2 separate regions of the Homo sapiens genome follow, and region 1 is linked to region 2. Evidence: chromatin loops called from intact Hi-C (ENCODE). Cell type or tissue: breast epithelium. All regions are shown on one strand. Each heading gives the region's core, and the rest is flanking DNA. Links, peaks and the distances in the headings are about the cores only. Region 1 has its middle 32 kb from the start of THOC2. Region 2 overlaps GRIA3 (glutamate ionotropic receptor AMPA type subunit 3).

Evidence for each region. Hi-C counts contacts between places; a loop is a spot of excess contacts. Peaks named below come from ENCODE experiments on the same cell type or tissue, not always from the same donor. Only the 100,000 strongest peaks of a DNase experiment are listed, where the experiment ranks them.
Region 1: a loop joins it to region 2, with 22 times the contacts of the local background. A loop is called at or near these places in 8 of 110 quality-filtered maps.

The regions. Positions count from the first base shown.
Region 1 is chrX:123,760,287-123,769,566 of GRCh38, forward strand. It overlaps the pseudogene MEMO1P4. Among named protein-coding and RNA genes, the nearest start is that of THOC2, 32 kb to the left of the region's middle. In breast epithelium, for the core only: no CTCF peak of the experiment used is centred there; a DNase peak (open chromatin) is centred at 4,855; H3K4me3 peaks cover 968 bases; H3K27ac peaks cover 422 bases.
Region 2 is chrX:123,448,779-123,456,778 of GRCh38, forward strand. The region is part of intron 12 of GRIA3 (glutamate ionotropic receptor AMPA type subunit 3); the gene reads left to right. Among named protein-coding and RNA genes, the nearest start is that of GRIA3, 270 kb to the left of the region's middle. In breast epithelium, for the core only: no CTCF peak of the experiment used is centred there; no DNase peak of the experiment used is centred there.

The DNA.
Region 1 (9,280 bases), core at 600-8,599, 310 kb after region 2:
AGAGTCACATTGCTAAGACAAATAAAGCAATATGCAGAAAAATCTGTATATCACACTATCACCTGTGTAAAAAAATGTGATGCAGGCTGGGCACAGTGGGGGGACGCTGGCTCACACCTATAATCCCAGCATTATGGGAGGCTGGATCACTTGAGGCAGAGGTTGCAGTGAGTCAAGATTGTGCCACTGCACTCCAGCCTGGGTGACAGTGTGAGACTCTGTCTCAAAAAAATAATAATAATGATGATGCAAATATCTCTGAAAGTTTATGGGAGAAACTGGTGACCTAGGCTGCCTATGTGGAATGGACTGAGTGGCTGGGGGAGGCCTGGAAAAGAGCTTTATCACAGCATACCTCTTGGGACCTTTTGAATTTGAACGATATGAATATTTTACTCATTCAAAATAATAAATACAATTTTAATTTCTATAATAATTATAATATAAAGTTGTTTTATCCAGTTCAATGGGATGTTTACAAATATTCCTATTTGAATTTTATTGTATTTGTTATTTGAGGGAGGATTAGTGTTTTTATATCTTTCAATTTGCTCAGATCTTGTTTTAGGTTTTTCAAAAAGAAGTTATAATGTTCTTCATATAAATCCTGTATATCTCCTGTTCCATTCATTCCTAGATTATTTTAAATTTTTTTTGGTATTGTGAATGGAATATTTTCCCATTGCTATTCCTAGCTGGTTATTCGTAACATTAGAAAATTCTACTTGTTTTTTGCTTGTCATGTAGCTAACCACCTTACCAAAAACTTTTATTAATTCTAGTAGTTTTTTCAAAATGTCAGTGGTGTGAGGAAAACAATTCTGGAAATTTTTGTAAAACCAGAGTCTATTGGGTTTTCTATGAATATAATAAAAATTTGATAATTTCTGGGTCTTTTTTCTGATAATTATTCCTATTATATTGGTTTTAGTAAAAGCCAAATGAGAGCCAGAGGGAGAGAGAGAAAAAAAATATGATAGAAGTTTATTTATTTATTTATTTATTTATTTATTTATTTAAAATAGAGATGGGGTCTCACCATGTTGCCCAGGCTGGTCTTGAATTCCTGGGCTCAAGCAATCTGCCCACCTCAGTCTCACAAAGTGCTGGACTTACAGGCATGAGCCACCACACCTGTCCAGCTTATTTATTTATTACATATCCATATGACCAATTCAGGCTGGTGGGACATCCTTGCTCCACAAGGTTATTCAGTGATCCATTACTATCCAGCCATCTACTGGGGTATTGTGCTCATCTGAATGGTTGAAGCTAAATTACAGTTGTACCTATATTATAGCCTGTGGGGAGCAGGGTGGGAGAAAAGTCTAGGACAAGCAATTTCCTTTTAAGCACTTGAGGGGTACATTGAAACCTATCTCTTCTGTGCATATTCTACTGGTGCAAACATGGTGATGTGGCTGCAGGTATCTTTAAGAAAAACTGGAAAATGTAGTCTGTCTCAGTCATGTGCTTTAAAGCCGAACTTCTGAGGAGGAAGGGGAGAATAGATTTTGGAGGACAACTAACAGTCTTCTACACATACCACTTCATTTTCTTGTCTTATTGGATTGTTTAGAACATACAAAACAATGTTGAATAACAGTGGTGATAGCATCCTTCTCTCGTTCCTGATTTTAGTGAAAATGACTTCACATTTTCATTTAATATGTTTGCTGTTGAGTTTCGGAAGTCTTTATCATGTTTAAATAGTTTCTTTCTTTTTTTTTTTTTGAGATAGAGTCTCACTCTGCCGCCCAGGCTGGAGTGCAATGGCATGATCTCGGCTCATTGCAACCTCTGTCTCATGAGTTCAAGCAATTCTTGTGCCTCAGCCTCCCGAGTAGCTGGGGCTACAGGTGCATGCCACCATGCCCAGCTAATTTTTGTATTTTCAGTAGAGACAAAGTGGTTGGCCAGGCTGGTCTCAAACTCCTCACCTCAAGTGATCTGCCTACCTTGGCCTCCCAAAGTGCTGGGATTACAGGCGTGAGCCACCGTGTCTGGCCTATAGTTTCTTTTTAATTTCTATTTTACTTTGAAGTTTTATTAGAAATGGCTGTTGAATTTTTGATGCTTTTTCAGTTTCTATTGACATAATAACATGAGTTTTCTCCTTTAATTGCTTCAGGTCATGAATTATGTTAATAGACTTTTTGGAGTCTCACTATGTTGCCCAGGCTGGAGTGCAGTGGCCATTCACAGGTACATTGATAGTACACACTACAGCCTTGAACTCCTGGCCTCCAGCGATCTTCCCACCTCAGCTTCCTGAGTAGCTGAGACTACAGGCACATATCACCATGCCCAGCAATGTTAATAGATTTCTTAATGTTGAATCATTTTTGCTTTTCTTTATTTTTATAATTATAATTTTGTACAGGCAGGATCTTACTACATTGCCCAGGCTGGTCTCAAACTCCTGGCCTGAAATAATCCTCCCACCTTGGCCTCCCAAAATGCTGGGATTACAGGTGTGAGCCACTGTGCTCAGCAATTTTTTTTTTTTTTTTTTCTTTTCTTAAATAGACCCTACTTAGTCATGGTATATTATTCTTTGCTACACTGCTAAATTCAGTTTATTAATATTTTATTTCGAATTTCTACATGTATCTTTTGTGCAAATATTATCATATTTTAATATATTCCCACATGTAAGGCTATGCTAGCTTTACAAAATAAATTTCGGATCTTTTCATCTTTTTCTGTGGTCTGAGGACTGGTGCCTGTCCCTAACGTGTTACCATCTATGATGAGATAAATACAGAAATTGAGAGGGTTTAGAAATTGTTATAGCAATTTAACATCATTATGACATCCAAGCAGTGATCATCGGACTCATCAATGAGTAATGTATTCAGGTTTTGTAATTATCTTATTTGTCCCTATGTTATTTTTTATTTTTATTTTTATTTTTGTATTTTTTAGTAGAGACGGGGTTTCACCGTGTTAGCCAGGATGCCAGGATGGTCTCAATCAATTTTTTTTTTTTTTTTTGAGACGAAGTCTTGCTCTGTTGCCCAGGCTGGAGTGCAGTGGTGGCACGATCTTGGCTTACTGAAACCTCCACCTCCCAGGTTCAAGTGATTCTTCTGCCTCAGCCTCCTGAGTAACTGGGATTACAGGAACGTGCCACCACACCTGGCTAATTTTTGTAATTTTAGTAGAGATGGGGTTTCACCATGTTTGCCAGGCTGCACTCGAACTCCGGACCTCAGGTGATCCACGTGCCTCTGCCTCCCAAAGTGCTGGGATTACAGACATGAGCCACCGTGTTCAATTTATTTTGATTTTTTTTAAGTGTTTTTTTTTTTTTTTTTTTGAGATGGAGTCTTGCTCTGTCGCCCAGGCTGGAGTGCAGTGGCTCAATCTCAGCTCACTGCAACCTCCGTCTCCCGGGTTCAGGTGATTCTCCTCCCTCAGCCTCCTGAGTAGCTGGGACTACAGGCTCGGGCCACCATGCCCAGCTATTTTTTGTATTTTTAGTAGAGACAGGGTTTCACCATGTTGGCCAGGATGGTCTCAATCTCCTGACCTCGTGATCCGCCCACCTAGGCCTCCCAAAGTGCTGGGATTTACAGGCATGAGCCACAGCGCCCGGACTATTTTGATTATTTTTTAAGAAAATTTAATTTTATTTCTGATTATTCTAAAAATTTGAAAATTGGCCTTGCACTTTATGTCTGCGTATTATTTAATTTTTCTAGTCTTTTAAATTAAAATTGGCAAAAGTAGTCCAGGCACGGTTCCTCATGCCTGTAATCTCAGCAGTTTGGGAGGCCAAGGTGGACAGAGGCCAGGAGTTAGAGACCAGCCTGGCAAACATGGCGAAACCCTGTCTCTACTAAAAATACAGAAATTAGCCGGGTGTGGTGGCGCACCTGTAGTCCCAGCTTCTCAGGGGGCTGAGGCATGAGAATCGCTTGAACCCAGGAAGCAAAGGTTGCCGTGAGCTATGATCGTGCCACCACACTCCAGCCTGGGTGACAGAGCGAGACTCCGTCTCAAAAAAAAAAGGAAAAGAAAGAAATGGCAGAAGTATATGTCCACAATAATTCTAAGTTTTAAAAAACTTGTTCTTCACTGCAGATATTTTGAAAAACACTATCTAGAATGGACTAGATAACATTGAAGTTATTTGTTCTTTAAAGGTTAGCTAAAATTGGCCAGGAGCAGCGGCTCACACCTGTAATCCCAGCACTTTGAGAGGCCGAGGTGGGAGGGTCACTTGAGCTCAGAAGTTCAAGACCAGCCTGAGGAACATAGTCTCTATTTTTTTTTTTTCTAATCAAAGCATTAAAAAAAAAAAAAAAAAAGGTTAGCTAAAACTTAGCTAAAACCCAACTAGACCTGGTGACTCTCCATTCTCTTCTGTGGTTATTGCTCTTTTCAGGTTCTCTACTTCTTGGGTCAATTTTGGTAGTTTATAGTTTGCTAGGAAACCAGTCATTTCTTCTACATATTCACATTTGTTACCCACAATAGTTTCTTAAAATTTTTATCATATGGCTGTGTTTTTATCGACTTGCTCATTACTAATATTTTTCCCTCCTTTCCCCTTCTTTCCTTCTTTTTTGTTTTTTTCTTCCTACCTTAGGCTAGCTGACAGTTTGTCTATTTTATTAGTCGTTTCAAAAAAAAAAAAAAGCCAAAAAACACCTGCTTTAGGGGCTGGGTGGGAGGGTCCAGTCCAGGGTAGAAAACTGGGTTAGTTGAGAGTCGGCAGATGAAGCCAGTGTGAGCCGAAGGAAAGGAGCGGCGGAGGCGGCTCAGCGGACTCAGCCCTGCCAAGGAGAATTCCTAGGGCGGGACCTAGAGTTTTCCGGGCCCCATCTTCCGACGTCGCCGCCCCGGATGTCATCTTATCCTCCTTTGTCTCCGCCTCCCCCCTCTCCTCCTCCCGCGCTGGGCTCGCGGTGCCTGGTTCCTCTTGGAGCCGCTTCTTCCGCCGCCGCCGCCGCCGCCGCCGCCGCCGCCGCCACTCGGTTCATCCTCCTGCACCAGATGGCCAATCGAGTGATCAGGCTGTACACAGTGGTAGTCAGTCTCAGGACCTCAACTGAAAGCACAGCTAGAAGGGCGACTTTCACAGGGTCGGTTAACAAAAAGATTCTAGAGCCATTATCGCACTCCATGGGTCTTTTTGTTGCTGGTGCTTATGGCCTTCCCATCATGTGTTCCCTGTCGATGTGCACTTTCTGGTATGGATAGACACAGGACACCTCTGTATGACCTCCCTATTGAGCAAAAGATGTATGGAGAATCAAAAATTGAACACAGTATGACATACATTGGCCTTATATTGTTAAAGCCATGGAGAACCATAAGGATGAGCTTACCACCATTTCTGTACTGGTTGGAACTTTCAGTGAGTCAAAAGAAGAGGAATACAGGAAACTCTACAATACGTAGCTAGTGCAGCACTATCCAATAGAAAGATAACATGAGCCAAAAATGTGAGCTATGAGTGTCATTTTGAATGCTCTTGTAGCTACATTAGAAAAAGTTAAACAGGTAAAATAAATCTTAATAGATTTATTATTATTATTAAGTCTCGTTCTGTGGCCCAGGCTGTTGTGCAGTGGCACGGTCTCAGCTCACTGCAACCTCTGCCTCCTGGGTTCAAGCAATTCTCCTGTCTCAGCCTCCTGAGAAGCTGGGACTACAGGTGCATGCCACCACACCTGGCTAATTTTTGTATTTTTAGTAGAGACGGGGTTTCACCATGTTGGTCAGGCTGGTCTCAAACTCCTGACCTCAGGTGATCCACCCACCTCAGCCTCCCAAAGTGTTGGGATTACAGGCGTGAGCCACCGTGCTCGGCCAAATCGTAATAGATTTAATATTATATATCCAAAATAGATCATAATCAATTAATATGAAAAATATGAGATATTTTACTTTTTTTTTTGCATTCTAAGTCTTTGAAATCTTGTCTGTTTACACTTACAACACATTTCCAATCAGATTAGCTTCGCTGCATTCCAGGTGCTCAATAACAACCACCATTTCGGACAGTGCAGTTTCTTCTATTTCTGCCATTGAGGTCAAAAGTTCTGGACAGTTACTCTGCTCAATCTTTAGGAGAGACTTAGAAATATATTGACTATCAAGCCAGGCACGGTGGCTTACGCTGATTTTGATCTTGGGGGACACTCAAACCTCAAACTAATAGAATGTTCTCTTGTTTTCTAGCAGGAGTAGCCCTTTTAAAATATGAATTGATTACAAATTTCTTCCTCGTTTAGGGCAGTGGAAGAAAGGCCAGCATGAAAATATGTTGATTTACAGTTCCCACCATGGCAGGCAGCCCTTTAAATGCTACTTGTTTTTTGCCTAATATATAATTTAATAGATCCTAAATATCCACTCTTTGAAAATTTGTGCACATGTATTCCACTTGAACAATTTTGCAAATTGCACAGAGACACAAAACGGTGGAAGCATTAATAGGTTGAATTTACTTTTTTAAAAGCCAGCTTTTGGGTTTTGGCTCTACGCATTTTTGTTTATTTTTGTGATAGAAACAGAGAGGCATTACTCAGATCCCACTTCATGAAGGCTCTCACTGTCCAGCTTCAAGGAGTTTGGTTAGCTGTTACTGCCATCAGCTGTTAGTAGCTCCAAGGTCAGACCACCTCAGTTTTTGAGCTGAAATCATCCTCAGGATGCCCATGGCTAATGATGGAGCAAAAGGAGGTATTGGGATATAGCCTTTTCTGCTCAATGCAGAACTCATCTGATGGACAATCTTTGCTCCAGAGCTCCCCATTGGACTGACAGAGACTTTCTCAGGTCTACATTGCAGTCGTACAACACCCCCTTCCCTTTTTTTCCGCAGACATTACTCCTCTATAAACCTTTCGTACCCTTAACTCCCTAGTATCTGTTTCCCTGACAACCCAACCTGTGACGAGTTTCTAGTTCACTCATTTGAGCTTTATCTTTCATTAATTCCCTATTTGTATTTTCTTTTGGATAATTTTGTGGCTTTGCAACTGTGTTTATAGTATATTACTCAGTGTACATATTTTCCACTTTTAATAATAAGAGCATTTATAGTGGAGTATTGCAAACTGCTGGATTTGAATGCTTTTAGGACAGTCATGTACTCTCCAATTCTCCATAGGCCCTTCCTCTACCTATTTTTACATCTAACCACTTCCTACATCTACATCACCTACATAGGCCCTGGACACATTTGTGATTCCTAATGTAAAGCTATACATTTTCTTCTAAATAGAGCCTTAGATGATCCCATAGGTTTTGTTATAAAGCATTTACCTTTTTGTTACTTCCTAAAAAATTTATAACTTCTGTCTTGATTTTCTCTTTTATCTAGGAGTTTTTTGGGGATTTGTGGGGTTTTTTTGTTTGCTTGTTTGTTTGAGATGGAGTCTCTCTCTGTAGCCTAGGCTGGAGTGCAGTGGCATGATCTCAGCTCACTGCAACCTCTGCCTCCCGGGTTCAAGTGATTCTCCTGCCTCCCAAGTAGCTGGGATTACAGGCGCATGCCACAACGCCCAGCTAAATTTTGTAATTTTTAGGTAGAGACAGTGTTTCGCCATGTTGGCCAGGCTGGTCTTGAACTCCTGGACTCAAGTGATCCACCTGCCTCAGCCTCCCAAAGCTCTGGGGTTTTGTTGTTGTTGTTGTTGTTTTGTCTTGTTTTTTAGAGACAGGTTCTAGCTCTGTCACCCAGGCTAGAGTACAGTGGCACAATCACGGCTCACTGCAGCTTTGACCTCCCAGGCTCAAGCAACCCTCCCACATCAGCCTCTAAAGTACAGGAATGCACCACCATGCTTGGCTACTTTTTTTTTTTTTGGAGATGGGGTCTCACTATGTTGCCTAGGCTTTGATCTTGAACAAAATTTTTGTAGAGACAGGAGTCACGCTATGTTGCCCAGACTGGTATCAAACTCCTGGTCTCAAGCAATCCTCCCACCTTGGCTTCCCAAAGCACTGAGAGTACAGGCACAAGCCATTGCACCCAGCCGTGATCTAGGGGTATCTAGGAGACTGTTCCTCAGTTTTTAAGTAGTAAAGATATTTTGACCATCTTCAATTATTTATTTTAAATTTTACTGGATTATAATGAGAATGTGTTGCCTCTACAAATCTCTGCTTCTTTAAATTCATGAAGTTTTCCTCTGTGAAGAAGCACACAGTTGATAGACATTAGAACATAATTTACATTAAAAATTTTTTTTCCGAGTTCCCAAGACCTGGAAAACAAAATAGTTTACATTTTAAAATGCGTGTGGAAATATACATATATATGATTATATGTTGAACTTGTTTGTCACATTATTCAGTCATCTATTTTCTAGCTTATTTTTCATCTACTTGATCATTCAAGTTCTGAAGGAGATATATTATAATCTCCCATTATGGTGGTGGTTTTCTATCAAAATCTTCTTGGGTTTCTGAGAGTTTGCTGTAAATATTAAGCTGTGATACTTCAGTACATAAAAGTTTGTGATTCATCACTTCAACAAGGATTGAACCATTTATGCCCCCTTTTCGTCTTAATGCATTTGATCTTGAATTCCACTTTTTTTTTTAATAAAGCTTGATGGCTTAAGCAACACATTTATAACCTCACAGTTTCTGTGAAGCCTAGAGTCCTGACCTAACTGGGTCTTCTGCTTCAGATTCTCTATAAGATTGCAATCAAGGTGTCCATTTAGGGTCTTTCACAGGCTGCAATCAAGGTGTCAGCTGGGGCTGCAGTCTTATCTCAAGGCTCACTGTGACAGGATGCACTTCCAAGATCACTCAAATCATTGCTGGAAGGATTCAGCTCCTTGCTGGCTGTTGGACTAAAGGCCCCAGTTCCTTGCCAGGGGGCCCTCTGCATCAGCGTAATCACTTAGGAAGAGCCAGAGACAGAATATGAGCAAGACACAGAAGCTACAGTCTTTTGTAACCTAACTATGAAAGTGACATCTCATCATTTTTGCCATGGCTCATTTGTTACAAGCAAGTCGCTGGGTCCAACACAAGAGGAGGGATTTACAAGAGGGTGAATATTGAAGAGGTGAGGATCATTGGGAGCCATTTTAGAAGCAGCCTACTACAGCTTGGTGCAGGATTTTTTTTTTTTTTTTTTGAGATGGAGTTTCACTCTTGTCACCCAGGCTGGAGTTCAATGGCACAATCTCAGCTCACTGCAACCTCTGCTTCCCGGGTTCAAGCGATTCTCCTGCCTCAGCCTCCTGAGTAGCTGGGATTACAGGTGTGCGCCACCATGCCCAGCTAATTTTTGTATTTTTAG
Region 2 (8,000 bases), core at 1-8,000:
CTTCTTGAGCATAAGGAACATGTTTTCCACATCTCCATTCCTTACAGCAGGTACCACAATTCCTGATACAACTATGGAATTGGGGAGAAACTAAGTGCTTACTATGTTGTCGTGAGCTATGTCAAATTCATTATAAGCAATCTCTCATTTCATTACCTCAAGAACACTATAAGGTGGGTCCTATTACCATCCCCATTTTTCAGAGGAGGAAACTGAGTCTCAGTGAGGTTGAATTATTTGCCCAAAGTCACACAGTTAATAAGTACCTAAACCAGGTCTTTATAACTTCAGGATCTATACTCTTAACAACTGCTGTGTACACCAAAAGAAAACTGCACATAACTACAAATTTCAACATGGGACAGACAGGCCCCTTCCAGAGCATTGGTGACTAGGTGGCTTCTCCACAGCACTCATGCTGGCCAAGGCAGAATAAAGACAATTTGAGATCAGGGCCTGAGCATGAAGATTGGGGACTTAAATAAGTGTGCTGATTTGTGTTTGCATATGGCTATCAGATTAAGTGGCTATCTGACTACTTCTCTAATGAAATAGCAGCAAATTAGTAGTTTTATCTGCCATTTTGCATATGGAGACCATTGCCTTGACCCCAATGGTAAAGATTAGTGGAACCTAATCATTTCATGAAGTCAACCTCACTTGCTGCACTTATCAGAAGCTTCTGTAACTTGAGCTTCCATGGCGTGCAGTTTATGCCAGGACACGCAAATGCCAGAAAATCAATTTTCCTGCAGCTTTCACAGTCAGTGTGTTTGCCAGACAAAACTGCAGCCAGCCACCTTTTTTAAATCAGCATAGCACCTTTAGAAATAATACTTACCAGAACGCTCCTAACACAGCAAGGAGGAAAAGACTTAAATCTAAACCCAACTGTTCAAAATCGAGAGCCACAGGAGAAGGTGAAATATGAATATATTGAAAGTGAACATTTTAGTGGCCCCATTTGGCACTGTAAAGTATTCTCTGCCAAGCATCTGTTGAGTTAACTTTAATTCTAATCTGTGCCACAGTAGGACTGAAAACACTTAATATGATACCATACTTCCTGTCACCCACATGTGCCCAGGCCCTCACGTGCCCCTGACATATCGGGGTGGCACTCCACATTGCCTGCCTGCCCCAAGACCTATCTTGATTCTTCTTCCTCTGGTATTCTTCTGGCACACATTCTCAAATAAACCAAACCACACAAAGGCAGTGGATGTGGGGTCATGTTACCTTCCCATTTGCCATGAGTGCATAATCTACTTTATTGAAGACTTACTACTTGCCAAGAACTGTTATGGGTGCTTTACATGAATTATCTCATTTAGTAGTCTATCTCCATTTCAGAGATAATTATTAGAGTCTTAGAGAAATTTAAGTAACTTGACCAAGTCAAACAGAAGGCATGATCTCTAATGGTAGCATTTAGGGCCTGTGACAAGCTAGTGAGTTATCATATTGGTGCCTTTTACCTCGGAGCATCTTGCACAGGTTTCAAAGCTGAACCAAGAAAGAAGATCAAGGTTATATAAAATCATGTCAAAACAACAGGTCAAAGAAGTAAACTTCACTCAATTCACTAGTTTTGGTCAATGTAGCTACTAACGATCTTTCCACTGGGAGGCAGTGCAGAGTAGTAGAAAAAAACAACACAGGTTTTTGAAAGCCAGCACACCTGGATTTGAATACTAATTCTGTCCCCCTGCATCTATGCAAACTTGGAATTATAACTTTACCTCTCTAAACTCTGGAAGAGAGAAGAAGGAGAATATAGACTTTGGTGTCAAATGAGCTGGGTTTAAATCTCAGCTACGCATTTATTCATTCAGTTAATATTTATTAAGTACATGCTATATGACAGCCATTGTTGTAAGGGCTCAAAACCAAAGTCCTTGTAATCACTGTAGTGGGTGAGACAAAATTAAACAAATTCTGTAAATAACATATATGTTTCTGTTGGTGTTAAGTGCAATGAAGACAAAAAGCTGGTGAAGAGACAAAATGTTGGTGTGGAGGTGCTATTTCATCTTGGCTGATTGTGGAAGGCCTTTCTGACATTTGATCAGACACCCTGAATGAAAGGAAGGAGCAGGCCATGAAAGTATGAGGTGGAGTTGCGTGGAGAGAAAAGCATTCCAGATGGAATAGCGTTAGCAAAGGCCCTGACATGGGAATACACTTGGTAGGTTTGAGGAAGAAGGTCCATGTGCTAGAGTGAAGTAAGTGAGGGAAAGAGTGGTAAGAGATGAGAGCAGTGAAGAAGACAAACCGTGGTAAAAATTCTGGATTATATTCTGTTTGACAGAAAGTCACTTAGCCGACTTTGAGCAGAGGAATGACATGATCTAATCTATGTGTAAAAGGATCAATCAGACTGCTATGTCAGGGCAAAAGTTGAGAAGCAGGGAGACAGACCACTTAAGAAGTGATTGTAGGCCGGGCATGGTGGCTTATGCCAATAATTCCAGCACTTTGGGAGGCCAAGGCATGAGGAACACTTGAGCCCAGAAGTTCAAGACCAGCCTCAGCAAAATAGTGAGATCTCCATCTCTACAAAGAAATTTTTAAAAAATTAGCTGGATGAGGTGGCACATGCTTGTAGTACCAGTTACTCAAGAGGCTGAGGTGGGAGGATCCCTGAGCCTAGGAATTCGAAGCTGCAGTAAGCTAGGATCACACAAGTGCACGCCAGCCTGGACAACAGAGAGAGACTCTGTCTCTAAAAAAAAAAAAAAAAAAAAAAAAAAAAAAAAAAATTAATTCAATTTAAAAAAGAAGCAATTGCAATATTTCAGGTGAACAATGATTAGCTTGAATTAGGAGGAGGGTAGGGAGAAGTGGTTGCATTTTGAATATAGATTGAGCTGACAAGGTGTGGAATGTGAGGCCAAAGAGAGGAGTCAAGGATGACTAAAAGGATTTTGACCTGAGCAACTGGACAAATTGGAAGGTGCTGCCATTTTCTCTGATGGAGAACCCTAGAGGAGTAGCAAGCAGGGGTGGGGGAGAATCAAGAGATCCATTTTGGCCATGCTAAGTTGGAGATACCTATGAGATATCTAAGTGGAGATATCAGTTAGGTAGATGGATAAATGAATCTAAACTTTAGTGAGGTCAGAGCTAAAAATTTAACCAGCTGTATCACCTTGGAGAAGTAAAATAACTTCTATAAGTATTAGTTAACTTCTCAGTAAAATGGAGATAATATTGGTTTCACAAGGTTGTTTTAAGAATTAGCAATCATGTATATAATGCACGAAGCACCATTCCTGTTGCATGTAAGTGCTTAATAAATGGTAGCCCTCTCATTGTCAGTATTTATGCACTAATTGGTAGCTAGTTGTTGCAGCTGTAGGACCATTGTTGATTATTCTAAACACATCGTTGAATATTAGAATCACTTAGGAAGCATTATTTACAATGTTGGCCCCGCCTCAGGCCAATTAAACCAGAATCACAGAAGCAGTCATCAGTAGCTTCCCAGGTACATAGTATTTCCTGCTGACAAGCTGGCTTTAACAGAACTTCTCTTCAGATTAGTTCCAGCTCACCTTTTAGGAAACTAACACTCCCCCCCCAAAAAAAAAAAACTCTAAATGGAAAATTTGGGCTCTTTTGGATAACCCCAAGCAAATTGCTTCTTCTTTTCTTCATTGCTTTTTTCTCCCCTTAGTAAGAAAATAATTCTCCAGGGACCTGGAAGTAACAGCCACAGTGGAAACAAAACATTGCAATTTCAGGATAGATTTTTCTTCTTAATAGAAGAACATTTTCCCGCTCATTTCCTAGGACCTGTATTGTCAGGTTTGGCCTCCACACTACAATTAATTGATTCAAGAATAACAATAGTATTGAACTTCTCTTTTGAATATCTTAGTAATAGAAAATAAAAATACATTTAATCCAATTGGTCAATGGTAATTGGCTTTGGATTGCTGGAGATGCCGTTTCATTGAAAAATAGAACTCTAGAAGGCTGAGGGAAGTGACCTTGGAGTGTTCAATAGTGATAGCAGTCCTAGAAGCAATCCTTGATTGAGAGTCAGGGAATTTGAGGCTTTGCTCTAGTTAGTAGTGAAAGGGTGTGGCAGACACACTTTCTTTGTGACCCATTCTCTGTCTTGAAAATAGGTTCTGCAACTTTTACACTGTTGGTGGGACTGTAACTAGTTCAACCATTGTGGAAGAAGTCAGTGTGGCGATTCCTCAAGGATCTAGAACTAGAAATACCATTTGAGCCAGCCATCCCATTACTGGGTATATACCCAAAGGATTATAAATCATGCTGCTATAAAGACACATGCACATGTATGTTTATTGCGACACTATTCACAATAGCAAAGACTTGGAACCAACCCAAATGTCCATCAATGATAGACTGGATTAAGAAAATGTGGCACATATACACCATGGAATACTACGCAGCCATAAAAAAGGATGAGTTCATGTCCTTTGTAGGGACATGGTTGAAGCTGGAAACCATCATTCTGAGCAAACTATCAAAAGGACAGAAAACCAAACACCACATGTTCTCACTCATAGATGGGAATTGAACAAAGAGAACACTTGGACACAGGAAGGGGAACATCACACACCGGGGCCTGTCGTGGGGTGGGGGGAGAGGGGAGGGATAGCATTAGGAGATATACCTAATGTAAATGATGAGTTAATGGGTGCAGCACACCAACATGGCACATGTATACATATGTAACAAACCTGCACGTTGTGCACATGTACCCTAGAACTGAAAGTATAATAAAAAATAAAAAATAATAAAAAAAGAAAATAGGTTCTGCAATCTAAAGGTGAAGGTACATAGCAAAGTCAGGTTTTCAACACACACACACACACACACACACACACACAAACTTCTCCTCCATACCCAATTAATGTGTCCACCATTAGGCTATCATTCCTTTAGCTGTGGTTTGATCCTATGAGGAGATCACACTTTTGTATATTGTTCATCATTTCTACCTCAGTGTGAATGTTTCCAATTCTTTTCTGAGCACAGGATGGGGTGGGGAGGGCATCTTTTACCTGATAAGGCAAATGAAAGAGAGGTGGTACTACCCACGCAGGGGAGTGGAAAATGAGGAGCATCTGTGAAAATAAAAGTTGACTCACAGTCTTGGCTTATAACAGCCATATAAGTTCAATACATAACGTTATACTCCTTATATATTTTCATTCTCAAAATAAGGAGAAAAAAATAATTTGTCAACTTCTGGTTTAAAAGGTAGGGTTTTCATGTGGACTAAGGGTAAGACACTTTAGTCTCCAATCCTACATTTCAGGGAGGGAATAATAGAAATATCATGCCCCTTGAAATGATGCTAAAGTATAAGCATCATTTCAATCAGAAAGCAGAATTTCTGTGAAGTCATCCCAACCCTACCACATGGCTTAACCTATCTAGGAATAGTGTACTGTTTGAGAGCAGACTCTGGAGCCTGAATGAGTTCCCAGATCCACCACATACCAGCTGTGTGGCATTAAGCAAACTACTTAACTCCTCTGTGCCTCTGTTTCTGCATGTTTAAATGGGGTAATATATAATAGTATAATCTATTTCATAGAGTTGTTGTGAGAATTACATGAGTTAACACATGTAAAACCCTTGAAATGGACCTGGAACAAAAAGTATGTATTCAATTAAATGTTAGTTATGATGGGTTTTCTTACTTAAAGATGGCTTAATCAAAGTCCATATAGCAGAGTTTCTCAACCTTAGCACCGTTGACATTTGGGGCCGGATAATTACTGGTGGTGGGGGCTGTCCTGTGCATTGTAAGACATTTAACAGCTCCGCTGGCTTCTACCCACTAGATACCAGTAGCACTCCTCTCCCCAAGTTGTGACAATGAAAAGTTGTTGCCAAACGTCTCCTGAGAGGCAAAGTTGTTGCTTACTGAGAGACACAGGGGTAGAGGGTACTGTTTCCCTTCCTCCATTCTCCCAGAATAGAGCAATGGTACCTTAGAAACATTTTCTGAAAGAATGTGTTGACTCTAGCTTTCAAAGTCACATGGCCACTGGCACTATTTTCAACCCATTGGAATATGCTTAGTCTGACTCAGCAAGAGAAGCAGAAGATTAATCAGAACAGTAATCTGACTTTGCATACCAGAGAGGGACACTAGAAAGGTCTCAGGAAACTTAGCTGATTGTCACCTGCACCTTTGGAAAGGAGACATCAGAAATAGCCCTTCTTGAAGTGGAAGGAAACATGTCCCTGGACTTGTGAACACAGTTTGAAACTGTTAAGCAAAGTCATTTACATTTGAGGGCAAAACTTAATGTCTAGGCGAAAGGTGACCTCCAACTCCAATGAAGTTATCTAAAAGCCCAGCCCTCAAAATAACTCAGTCAGGCTCATAACACACAAGTAGAAAAACTAAGAATAGAAACCAGAATTTCTTTCCCTTCCTTTCCCCTGTGTTCACCAATACACAGTCTCATGACAGCTGCTGATTGTCTGAAGCAAAAGGACACAGACAAGCAGTACTTCTCTGAATGTTAAAAATGTGCAAACCTAAGTGAAGGAAGAAAGTGAAATTGGGGTTTTGGCCATGCTTAGAAATGATATCATTTGTTGTGTGCCTTGCTCCAAATCAAAATGGAAACTATTTCCTTTACTTTAGGGGGAAAACTGTAAAAATCAATGATTCCTTTTTCCAAATGCACCTTATTAGAGCTATTGACTTCTTCAAAACATAAGTGGAAGAAAAAAATGTGTCCGATGCATTTGGCAACCCAGATGTATTTTTCTTCTTTTGCCTCAAATTGCTCTGATCACTTTACATGGTGAAGTATGGACACTAAGGGCCTATAGCAGGGTTACAATGAGTGACAAGAATGTTCACTAATTCCAGTGCCTTAGTGAGAGGGGATTTGGAGTTAATTTACAATTTACCCCAACTTCAAAAAAAGCTTGGACAAGAAGCAAAAAATGTTTTTGGAGGTGAGTTGCCCTCTTTCATCAAAAAGGATATTGTCAGTGCTAAAGCAAGCAAAAGAGGCTGGGGTTATCACGGGGAAAGATCTATCTGAAACCTTTCTAGTTGACTTGGATAGTGTCCCAGCCTTGTTCCTCATTAGCTGTGTGACCTAAGATAAGTAGTTGAGTCAATGGCAAATCTTTGAATTTCTGTATTGGAGACTCTTCAAGGTGGAGTTCTGGTTAGGCCTTATTTGGAAACTGCTTAGCAAGCACACAGCTTTTTTCAGGCTTGATTTATACTGAGGGGGTAGATTCATGGAAATGAGTGAGTAGGCTAAAGCCCACTATGGCACCTCTTGGCATTGCCACTGCACTTACCCTCCCTTACCCTCAGTTCCATCTTTTATAAAATGGGAATTCATTCTTTCATTCAATATATATTTATGGGGCACTACTGGGCACACACACTGTTCTCAGTGCTGGGGAGTAAGCAGTGAAAAAACAATAGCTACTGCACCCACCTCACAGGGCTGCTGTGGGGTTTAAATGAGATGGTGTGTGTTAAATCACCCTGGCACCCAGAAAGCTTTATGGAAATATAAAGTTTAAAGATATTCAGCTATCTCCTGCTTCTAGTCATGACAAATCTAAGGCCTCTCTGAATAAGGGAGTATTTGAAAAGTTGTATGGCAGGTAATTCTCACCACAAAAATCTCCTCTTCATGAGTCTAAACCAAGTGCTTGAGATTTCCACAGTTGGAGTCTTAACTTAAAGAACTTAATTTCTGTAGACCTGAGACTTGTGACTACATTAAAGAACTTCAGAATGGGCCCACCCCAGCCACACCTTACCCCTCCCTTATAGTCCTACCCCACCCACCCTAGTAGGACATGCAAGCACATTGTCCTCTTCCAATCCCATCAAACATTAGAAGAGGCAAAGAAGAAAGGAGGAAAAGAGGGGGAGGTCAGGAGCTCTCCAGAGCTGTGGCATCATTGGCCTTCTTTCCTTCTAGCACCTTGCCTTGTAAGGATCACCTATGCATATCCTA